Regions from separate parts of the Homo sapiens genome. Here regions 2 and 3 are each linked to region 1. The links are chromatin contacts, found by Hi-C or POLR2A ChIA-PET in ENCODE. All regions are on one chromosome and are shown on one strand. Each heading gives the region's core, a stretch centred on a gene start or an enhancer-like site at or near the end of the contact. The rest is flanking DNA. Distances are from core to core; before and after follow the strand shown.

What was found. A loop is a pair of places that touch in the nucleus more often than their neighbours do. ChIA-PET counts read pairs that join two places held with the same protein, here RNA polymerase II (POLR2A). Pooled maps may share reads with other maps.
Region 2: a pooled map shows a loop between it and region 1 (8-fold over the local background). The contact joins the promoter of TXLNB here to the promoter of TNFAIP3 in region 1. A Hi-C loop is called at or near these places in 6 of 50 pooled maps.
Region 3: a map of B cell shows a loop between it and region 1 (11-fold over the local background). The contact joins the promoter of HECA here to the promoter of TNFAIP3 in region 1. A Hi-C loop is called at or near these places in 1 of 168 maps with a recorded cell type or tissue (B cell) and 13 of 50 pooled maps. POLR2A ChIA-PET finds 5 or more read pairs at or near these places in 1 of 52 experiments (OCI-LY7).

The regions. Positions count from the first base shown.
Region 1 is chr6:137,865,294-137,868,838 of GRCh38, reverse strand. It overlaps TNFAIP3 (TNF alpha induced protein 3), which reads right to left and starts at 1,580. Exons shown (of 9, transcript NM_001270508.2): 1 at 1,297-1,580. WAKMAR2 (wound and keratinocyte migration associated lncRNA 2) reads left to right here and starts at 606. Exons shown (of 4, transcript NR_049793.1): 1 at 606-1,197; 2 at 1,955-2,256; 3 at 3,519-3,545. RefSeq lists silencers at 1,034-1,133, 1,274-1,443, 1,684-1,823 and an enhancer at 1,904-2,043.
Region 2 is chr6:139,290,200-139,293,744 of GRCh38, reverse strand. It overlaps TXLNB (taxilin beta), which reads left to right and starts at 1,747. Exons shown (of 10, transcript NM_153235.4): 1 at 1,747-1,824. All of the region lies in intron 4 of LOC102723690 (a long non-coding RNA gene), which reads right to left. RefSeq lists enhancers at 2,523-2,772, 2,973-3,032 and a silencer at 2,619-2,913.
Region 3 is chr6:139,133,062-139,136,606 of GRCh38, reverse strand. HECA (hdc homolog, cell cycle regulator) reads right to left here and starts at 1,527. Exons shown (of 4, transcript NM_016217.3): 1 at 940-1,527. The coding sequence starts at 1,210. RefSeq lists enhancers at 456-575, 1,441-1,735, 3,014-3,063 and silencers at 686-955, 1,356-1,435, 1,546-1,735.

The DNA of each region.
Region 1 (3,545 bases), core at 331-2,830:
ACTGCCTCCTTAGAAATCAAAACCCACTGCCCAGATTTCCAGGTCTTGGACCACTCTACGCTTAAGATTAAAGAACAAATGTTTCAGATACGTTATAAGTGGCAAACAATGCAATATTACCCTTAACTTTTTTTTTTTTAACATTTGTTACCTCACTGTCTTATTTAAAGGTAGTTTCTCAACTTTTGTCACTAGGATTCCACAGAACTTCTCCGTTACTCAAACTCTTCTCCCCCTTGTTTTATTTTTCCACTCTGGGCAGACATTTTTGTCTGCATTGTGGAAATTGATGAATTATTTATCAACAAATACCTCATCCAAATTTGGGGATGTGCCTCTCCAAAAAATCAAAAATAGTACAAAGAATTGAAAAAAAAATCAAAGCAGCACCTTAAACAATGAGAATGAAGCATTCATTGGCTGCTCAATAATCTGGTACATTAAGGTTGCGGTCCAGAAGTCCCTTTAATTAACAATGGTTCTGCCAAAATGCTACCCTGAGACACTTGACCAGACTGGCTTTCCAAGGCAAGAAGATCTGAGGCGAGGAGAACCGAAAACAAAGCGGGCTCAAAAAGAGTTAAGCTCCTTCCTTACTTAATGCCACTGCTTTTCTGAGAGGCCAGGTGGCAGGATGTGGGACGACTCCAGCTGACAAAGACAGTCTAACCGTGGGGTAGGGGCTGGAGCAGGGGCCAGCGACCCACGTCTACATGCATACTTCTCTTACACTGCTGCTACTGGAAAAGCTGAACCCCGCGCCAGGACCCCAGCCCCCTGCAAGGACCCGTGAGCGTCTGGGAAGCTGTCTCTGGGACTGAAGCCCCCCACCTCCGCCGGGCTGGCGGCCACTGCGGTACCCTACGCCCCGTCGGGCTGGTCCTGCACAATTTGGGAAAAAGCCGCAGCGCTTCTGCAAGGTCTACGTGGCCATGAGCATGCAACGCTTGGCTCCAAAAAAGACACGAAAGGAGCAAAGCGCCAACGACCACCCGATCGGAGGGCCCGAGGGGCGCCTCTTCACCAGTCAGCTGCAGCTTAAGTTCCGTGCATTATCTGAAAGGAACAGCTGGCTGGAGGTATCCAGGGCTGTCACTCCAACCTCTGCAGCAGTGACCTCAACTCCCAGCACTTCAAAACCCAGACAGAAACGTCCAACAAACTCCCAGTCCAGGAGCGCTGCAAAACCAACGCCAGGTAGACGGTGCCAGCCCGGGGGTCGCTGCCCAACATGCACCCGCAGCCCTTGACTGCGGTGAGCCCGAGGCAGACGGCACGGGGAGGCGCGGCGGTTACCTCTCCGGGAGGCGCGGCGGTTACCTCTCCGGGAGGCGCGGCGGTTACCTCTCCGGGCCCCGCGATCCTTTCGCAAAGTCCCAAGTCCTGGTCAAGGCAGGAGCGCGCCGCAGGCGGGGGTCGGGGCAGGGACCGGGCGGAGGCGACGCTCCATGGACGCCTGGGGTCGGGCTCGCTCGCTGGCAGGGTCGGCTGGGGGTGTGATCTCTCTTGGCGGCCGCTCTCACCGCTCCGCCCCCGCGGGCTCCAAGCTCGCTTGGCCCGCCACGAAGACTGCAGACTGCGCAGTCTGCTTTGCCCCGTTTCAGTTGTATGCGGGTTGTAGGCCCGGGGATTTCCACGGGACTTTCCAAAGTCACGTGACTCTCTGGGTCGGGCTGCGAAGTGCGTCCAGCCGGCCGCCAGAGGGCGCAGGGGGCGAGGGGCGCGCGCGGCCTCCGCCCGACCGGGCCTGCGGGCCCCGCCCCGCCCCCTTTCCCTGCCCCGCCCCGCTGCCCCGCCCCGCCCGGTCCCTGCAGGCGCCCGGAGAAACTCCCTCGCCCCGCCCCGGGGTGTCCCCGCGTGAGTCACCTGGGCATTTCGGAAGCTGGGGTCACGTCACATCCATGTGGAAATCGCGGTGATGGGAACTGGAAATGAAATAGGTTCTTTTTCGCAGTTGTTTTTCTGCAGAAAATCATCAACTGTGGAGAAGAAGAAGGGAAATAAGAAAGAAAGAAAACCCTAAAAACCACCCTGGCGCCCGGGCCCGCAGGCCTCGGGCCGGCTCTGAAAAGTTTGGGCTGTGCACGTGATGAGCGCGTAGGCGGGAGCCCCAGACAGGACCCGGGCGGGCATTTCGAGAAAAAGCAGCGGTGACAGCCTTTGGTCCCCATCTCCATTGTTCCTGCCAGCTCTGGACCCCAGGCTGCATGAGACGTAGGTCCCAGGGGACACCCGACCCCGTGGCCCCAGTCTTAGGTAAACTTAGGAATCAGAACAACACTCACCCCTATGCCGCGCTTGCTCCATTTCCCCTTGTCTATTTCTGCTCACCAAGCATCCAGCTGACATTGCATTCAAAGCAGCATTTCAGCTTAGAAATCGCTTCTAGTCCATCACGGTGCTTGCCATGTGTCTCCAAGGCTTTATTAGGTGTGTTTTTAGTTGTCCTGATAATCAGTTCACCCCAGGGTGCTGATGGCTGATAATACTGGCGCTTCCCTCCCTACCCCCATGCGTTGCACAGGGAGGGTGAGTCATGTGGAGATGGATGCAGCCCCCTGGGCAGTGGGGGTGCAGGTGCTGTGCAGGGAGGAGTCTTAGGGCGTTTTTACTGTCTTACTGCCCTCTAAGCACGGGACCCTTTGGATCATTTACTAGATTGGCTAAACTAGAACCGGATGGAAATATTCTGTACTATGGTCCCCTTAATTACATTTAAGAATACTTGTCAGGCCATATATCACAGGTTTTTAATTAGAAAAGTATCCTCCTCTCGCCAGTAAGGACTTGCAGAGATGGGGGTGGGGGCTGGATGGAGGGTGGCACTTTTTTGGCAAAAAGAAGTTTGGAGCAGAGTGTCACTAGTGGCCTCTCTGAAGACTGGTCCTCGTCTTTTAAAACCGATGGCTGGAATTTCTTCCAGTTCCAAACCTCTTGTTATTTGTCCTCTCTTCTTGTTCACAAATGTGCTATCAACATTCAAACAATGGATAGTCAGCTATCCATTGTAAATGGACCTTGCTGGAGTCCAGGGCTAGCAGAAATGACAGGGTCTAAAATGACATTTATCAAGTACTTGCTATATGCTTATATATGCTTTTTATATGAAGGTTAAGAAGCTTGAGGCATTTGCCCAGTTTCCACAACCAAAAGGGGCAGAGTCGCCAGTGGCATTAAGCCTGTGTTACTCCAAAGCCCATAATGACCAGTCTTACTAGACCATTCCTCTCAGGAAAGATCCTGTGAGACAGGTACTCTTTTGGTGTCCTGTCTCCCAGCCTCTCAAAACAGCCAAACACGGACCTTAGACAGAATGCGGCTTCAGAGGTAGAAGGGTCTTGGTTTCACCTTCAGGAAACCTCCTGGGTTTCAGTTGAGCTGGCAGAAGAAGATCATGTATCTGAAAGACCCTGCATGGAATGTTAATCCTCACACCACTCTCCTGCTGGTGCTCCTTTGTAAACAGAGTTGGCCTGTTTCCTCTCATCTCTGGCTCCATGACTTCAATCCTCCTGCAGCTTCCACTGCCCCTATCTGGCTCATGT
Region 2 (3,545 bases), core at 498-2,997, 1.4 Mb before region 1:
ACTCATCTATATATAACTTATGCCTCCCCTAAACTCAGAGAATAAGTAGGACAAAACTGGGGGTGGGATGTTTTCATTTCCTTTTGTTGCCATAACATCTTATCACAAATTTAGCAGCTTAAAAATAACATAAGTTTGCTATTTTATATTTCTGGAGGTCGGAAATCCAAAACGAATTTCTTTGATCTAAGATCAATGTCGCAGGATTGCATCCCTCTGGAGGCTCTAGAGTATAATCTGTTTCCTTGCCTTTCCCAGCTTCTAGAAGCTTCCTGACCTATGCTGAGGTCATCAAATCTCCTTTTCTGCCTCCAATCCTACTGCCTTCCTCCCTCATTTATAAAGACCCTTATGAGGCTGAGTGCAATGGCTCACGCTTATAATCCCAGCACTTTGGGAGGCCGAGGTGGGCGGATCATGAGGTCAGGAGTTCGAGACCAGCCTAGCCAACACAGCGAAACCCCGTCTCTACTAAAAATACAAAAATTAGCTGGATGTGGTGGCAGGCGCCTGTAATCCCAGCTACTTGGGAGGCTGAGGGAGGAGAATCGCTTGAACCCGGGAGGTTGCAGTGAGCTGAGATTGCACCACTGCACTCCAGCCTGAGTGACAGAGCGAGACTCTGTCTCAATAAATAAATAAATAAATACCCTTATGATTACATTGAACCCACCCAGTAGTTCAAGATAACCTCCCTACCTCAGGATCCTTCCTCACATCTGCAAAGTCTCTTTTGTCATGTAAAGAAACATATTCACAGGTTCCAGGGAGTAGGACGTGGAGATCTTTTGGGTGGCATTATTCTGCCTCCCACAAGGGATGCCACTATGCCTAGCCTGTCCCCAGAGCAGAAACCGATGGAGGAATCTGCTTTGGAAGTATGGGAACACAAGCTCCAGAAAGAAAAATAAAAGGCAAATGGATGTAAATTAATAGACAGGCATTTTATGGTGAATCAGAAGGAATTTCTTTTTCTGAGGAGGATCAAGGAGCATGTTGAGGATTTACAAAATGTGGGAAAGCCACCAACTAAGGAAGAAAAAGCAGACTGCTTCCCTGAGGGTTTGTTTGAGATGGGAAGAGTTACCTGGGAAAGACTGTGCTCCAAGGTCACACCAATTACCACGTGCATGAAGATTATACTCAGTTCAGCTCCAAAATCACCATCTACATGTTTATTTCAAACTTTGCAAACAAACCAAACAATGACATCAGAATTAAAATGGTTCCACCACCTCCCTGTTCTTATGCCATTGTTTTTCTTTTTCCATGATTCCTGTAAGAAACCTGACACTAATTAAGCTAGTGCAAGAAGAAGAAGAAAAAGAAGATGAATCTTCCACCACACTGGAGATAACCCAAGAAGTAAGAAAAACTGATCTCTACCCAAAAAGGACAACAATGGTGAAAGACTGCATTTGCAACGGGGGTAATATACTCAGAGTTTAAATTTCCGAAAGGACAAACAAAACATGGAGAGTCTAATGAGATCTTCCAGCTGCTTCTCTCTGCTAAGGTATTTCCCCTGGCAACAGCTAGGGAAGCTTGGGTGTATTTTCCCCTTGCTGTGTCATATGATGTTCCTTTCCCTACCCCCACCTCCTCCAGACTGCTGCCTCCATCAGTGCCTGTGGCGTGTGTGTGTGTGTGTGTGTGTGCGCGCGCGTGCGTGCACGTGTGTATGTGTGTGTGTGTGTATTGGGTTTCTCTCTCCCTTGTAAGAACACAGCCAGCCCGCCCTCTCCTGCTGTTGCTGCAGCTCTGACTTGCTTTTTCCTGCCTCCTTCCTCTCCTCTCTCTTCTTGCTTAGCTTCTTGCCTTCTGGTAAGTATGACAAACACTCCCCCAAGCCCTGTGAGAAGGTATAGGGTGCGGTTTGTGGTGTTCGAAACTTGCAACTTTGAGATTGCCAGTGAACTGTTGGAGAACTTTTCATTGTTGTATTTATAAATAAAATGTGTTGCTTAGGGAGGGATGTGTCTGTGATAGTCATCTGGAATAGCCAACACAAGTGAAAAGTTCTCTCCCTGGGGAGGGGAAAATAAGGCAATAAAGTTTATATAAGATAAAAGTTAGAAATAATTTCTTTGCCACATAATATAAAATGGATGATTGAAAAGTAACAAAGTTCTCTGACTTTGTTTTTTTCCCTCTTGTTAACTTGTCTTGAGGCTACTTTTGGGAATTGAATTGTCCTGGGCTTTATAATGACTGTTCTGTTTTAAAGTAAATGTGGAACAGGAGTTTAAAGAATAGCCATGGAATTAAGAATTTAAAAAATCAATGATTGTGGCATCTCATGAAGAATAAATCAAATACAAACAGCCACTTGCATTTAGACTAACCGAAGTAAAACTCCTATGGACAGCTTATCTTAAATTAATTATTTTGAAGTTCATTTTACTTGAGATTTTATTTCATCCTAAGATAGTCTCCCCGACTTTAAAACCCATGTATGGATTTAAGCCACTAAATGTTTACTGTTTTCAATTTGACTGAAAAACGATTCTCTTGATTTTCAAGGATGAAGTGCTAAACGGCATGACTCATTTTAGAATAGCTTAAAATAACTTCTGGCTGGACAGCAGGTGCCGTGTGTCTTTCTCCGTGTTCAGGGGAGGCCTAAGTTATATATAGATGAGTGCAATCAACAAGTGAGGTCAGGAAAAGAAATCCCAGTGATGAAAATAATGAAACTGCTGCATTATTTGATAATCAAGTTGGTGAATTCAAACCAGTGAAAGAAAAAAAGTACTTCCTCTAAGTTATGAGTGTTTGGTGAGCATCACAAGTCAGTGGCAACATCTGTGTGTTGAATTTTCTGTTCTTGTTGGTGTCTGAGCATTCAATTGACATCTACTGCCCTGAGAACAGGAAAAGGAAGCTGTGCAGTTGTAGAACAGTATGCTTTTGTTTTCACTTTCATGTTACCACAACAGCAAAACCTGTGAATTATGAGGATCTTGCCACATTTTTATGCTGCTATTTAGCAGCATCACTGTTAAATATTATTTACAAATAAAATGCACCATAACTTAAAGGCCTAAACCAAATCTATTGCAACTCTAGAAGTGGTAATAGTCAGAAACCCTGGAATCTCTGACTCAGTACCATCTCTCACCCTTTCCTAAGGGCCCTTATTATTGCTGAATTATTTCTCGAGTTGGTCTCCTCCTTGTTTATGAAACATTGCTACTTCTTAAAAATCATTAAGTTTTTCTAGAGCTTCCTGACTTAGAAGAGAAAGTTGTAATCTGTTTTTCTCTTTTAAAAAATTGGTTTATATATTGGAATAAAAGAGTATTATAGAAATTTAAGGAATTGTTGTTATAAGTATCATCATGCTTTTGTTTTGTTTAGTTTTTGAGACGAAGTCTTGCTCTGTCACCCAGGCTGGAGTGCAGTGGCACGATCTTGGCTCACTACAGCCTCCGCCTCCCAAGTTCAAGCAATTCTCATACCTCAGCCTCCCAAGTAGCTGGGACTACCGGTGCCCGCCACCACACCTGGCTAATTTTTGTATTTTTAGTAGAGACAGGGTTTCA
Region 3 (3,545 bases), core at 278-2,777, 1.3 Mb before region 1:
GCTTCAAAAGCTGACGCTATAAATTAAAAGCCAGATATAACAATTCAAATCTCCCTTCATTAAAATACCTACGTTGTCTTCCTGGAAAAAGTGCCTGACTAGAGGAATTCAAAGAACTGTCCAAATAAGTAAGTGTTTGCCCAGCACCTTATAACGAAAACCATGGCTCTGTAATGAGAACAGAAATCCTGTCACATCTGGGCCAGTTCCTAAGTGTCCCCTCAAAAGGAACATTCAGGCACTACCTAAGATTATGAGGCTTCCTTCTGAAAATGTTAAGCACAATGACATAGAGAATGATTTTTCTTTTCTTTCTTTTCTTTTTTTTTTTTTTTTTTTAACTCCGGGCTGAGAACGGAAGTCAAGTTCAGATTCTCTTCCTTCCTCAAGCAAGCCAAAAAATTAAAGAGCAAACACAGAGGCCCTAAATGTCTCGAGGCCTCTTCACCTGTGGCGATCGACGCAGCAAGCCTGGGTGTGCTAAGAATTGAGGCTCTCTCTCCTTCATTCCGGGGGTTACGGGTGGCCTTGGAGCACCGGGAAGAATTAACCGGTGCCTAAGTTTTCAATCGGATCATTCTTCTCAACTTGGGCGGCTCTTTCCTCCCTTCCTTCCTCCCTTCGGCCCGGCACACACGGCGGGGCAGTGCCAGCGCGGGCAGCAGGCTGGGCCCGAGGGCAGCGCTGCCGCAGCCGGGAGCCCCTCAGAGTGTGGGGCGCGGGCTGCCCCCCGCGCGGACACCGGGCAGGGGCCGCAGATCTGTCCCCGCCGCCAGGCGTGGGGACCGCGAAGGGGCAGCCGCGGCGGGGCGGAGGGGCGGGGTGAGCACTTCCTGACTCTCGCATTGTCCACGCACCGCCCGCGCCACCCAGGGCCCCGCCACCGCGCCGTCCCCGTCGGGGAGGAAGTTGGCGCTCGCCCCGCCAGCCCCGTCTTACCGTTTTTGGCATCGCCCGCGGCCGCAGCCCCCGCGGCGGCCGCAGCGTTCGCGGCGCCAGTCCCCGCGCCTCCGGCGCCCGCCGCGCCTCCGGCGCCCGGCGCGCCCGCCGCCGCCGCCCCGCAACCGGCCGCCGCCGCCAGGGCCCCCCCGGCCGCCGCTCCCGCCGCGCCCGCCGCTGCCAGGGCCCCGGCTCCATTTTCCTGCTCGTCGCCGCTGCTGTTGGCGCGCTTGTTTTTGCGGCCGCCTTTGCTGTTTTTGGGGTTGGGCATCTCGCTCGCTCGCGTCCAGGTAGGTGCCCGGCGTCAGCGAAGGCGGATCCCAGAGGCACGGCCGTTCCCGGCCCTGCGTGAAGCCGGCTCCGGGAAAGAACGGAGGGCGCGAGCCGGCGGTTCCCTCGGCTCCCGTCTAGCCGCACGGCCCGTGCCGCGCCATCCTGGCCGCCGCGCCCTCTCCGGCTTCCTGGAGCCGGCACGCGGCCACCCGAGGCTCGCAGCCGCGCGGGCGCCGCGGGCCCGGGGCGCAAGCGAGACGCTCCCGAGCCGGAGGGAAAAGGCGGGTCTCCGGCTTGTTTTGATTCGGCTGCACTGACACGCTCTGGGCCCGCCCCCTCCCGTGACGACACTGGGGATTCGGCCTGGCCGCGCCCACCAGGTGACCTCACGGCTGACGGGACCGCCCGCGTGACGTCACGCCCCGCGCGGGGCCTGCCCACCTCGAGTGACGTCATCCAGGCGTCCCCACCCGGGCCTCCTGGACTCCCGGGCGTTCATGAGCTGCCCTGCTTGACTTGCTCCACCCGCCAGTGCAGTGGCATGTGGAGTTCTTCGGTGGCCTCCTGGCCTTAATGTAATTGAGGCTTAGAACAGTATGGTCTGGAAAAATAAGCTGTGACTAGAGCAAGAATGGAAAACAAAAGATTTTGGATTAATAACTCATTCAAAGGCTATGCCTTTCAGTAACAGTAATTAAAGAAACAGGGGACCGGGCGCGGTGGCTTATGCCTGTAATCCCAGCACTTTGGGAGGCCGAGGCGGGTGTATCACGAGGTCAAGAGATCGAGACCATCCTGGCCAACGTGGTGAAACCCTGTCTCTACTAAAAATACAAAAAAAAATTAGCTGGGCGTGGTGGCGTGCGCCTGTAGTCCCAGAAACTCGGGAAGCTGAGGCAGGAGAATCACTTGAACCTGGGATCCGAGATCGCGCCACTGCACTCCAGCTTGAGCAACAGAGCGAGACTCTGTCTCAAAAAAAAAAAAAAAAAAAGAAAAGAAAGAAAGAAACAGGGTAGAGTTCCCAGACAATGGGGATGAACACCAGGGTCCTGAATGGGAAGCCTTCACAGTCTGGTGGTGAAAACAATTCACTCAAACAAGACCCATCATCCAGGGATGTAACTAGATGTTGCCTGGACTCTGAAGCAGTCCCTGCTTGGGGGGAACCCATCCCTATGCATAGGGCTGAGTTGTCCTGAAAGATAGTGAAAGATAGGTAGCCAGGTTATGAGCAGTAGGAGATTAGGTGACACCAGTGAAGACAGGCAATATGAGGGCAGGGGACCCCTGGGAAGAGCTCCCCTTGATCTCTTTCTGCAATTCTATTCTACCTTTTCGGCCAACTCCTTCCCTTCCTTCAGGTCTCAGCTCAAATACATCACTTCCACAGAGACCTTCCCAGGAGAGCTGTCAGAAGTTCCACCCTGTTATTTTCCTCCTCCATCTCTAATTATGTTGGCAATGTAGGTGTTTACTTATTTCTTGTATATCTCCCTCTCACTGAAATGAAACCTCCATGGATAGATTTTATCTGCCTTGGGCACATCAGAGAACAGCTGGCATAAATTTGTTGAATGTATAAATTAGGTTCCTTCCTCACGAACTGTGGAGGAAAGACTAGTTTAGCTGACAGCTTTACAGTGTTCCCCTTTTATAGTGTAATCTTTAATTCAGCCCTTTAGTAAAAGCTCTGTCACGGTGTTGTTGTTACCATTAGAGGGTCTTGACTGCAAGTCGTCCAAGTTCTTGGCATTTTGAACAAACAATTGGACCAAACGCCCAGCAAAGCAAGGAAAGAAGAAAGCAGGGATTTATTGAGAATGAAAGTACACTCCACAGTATGGAAGCGGCCCCAGCGGTGGCTCAAGGTTCCGGATGCAGAATCTTCTGAGGTCCAAATACCCCCTGGAGGTTTCTCATGTAAATGAAGTGGTGACGCACAATTAGTCTGATTGGTTGCTTTCGTCAACCAATCAGAGGCTGAAGTGGAGTTAACAAAGGTCACACTTCTGTGCAATCACACTTTTTGCACACTTCTGTTTAAAAAGCAACCAATCAGAGGCTAAGGTGAAGTTACAAAGTTGCACTTCTATGCAAAGACTCCACCCGCAATCAGTCTCATTGGTTGCTGACAGCCAGTTTCCCATCTGCCACGCAGAAAAGGTGAGGGTTTGCAAAGGGAGCAGCTTCTGGTCCTTTTGTTACTCAGGTGTGGAAAGTTAGGGTTTTCCTTTCAATTTAGTTTAGGAAGTGGGGTGAAACGCCCTTAGGTTCCCTGCCTCCAGACTCTGTTCTCTGCCTCATTGTGAACTATACAGATAGACAGGAAA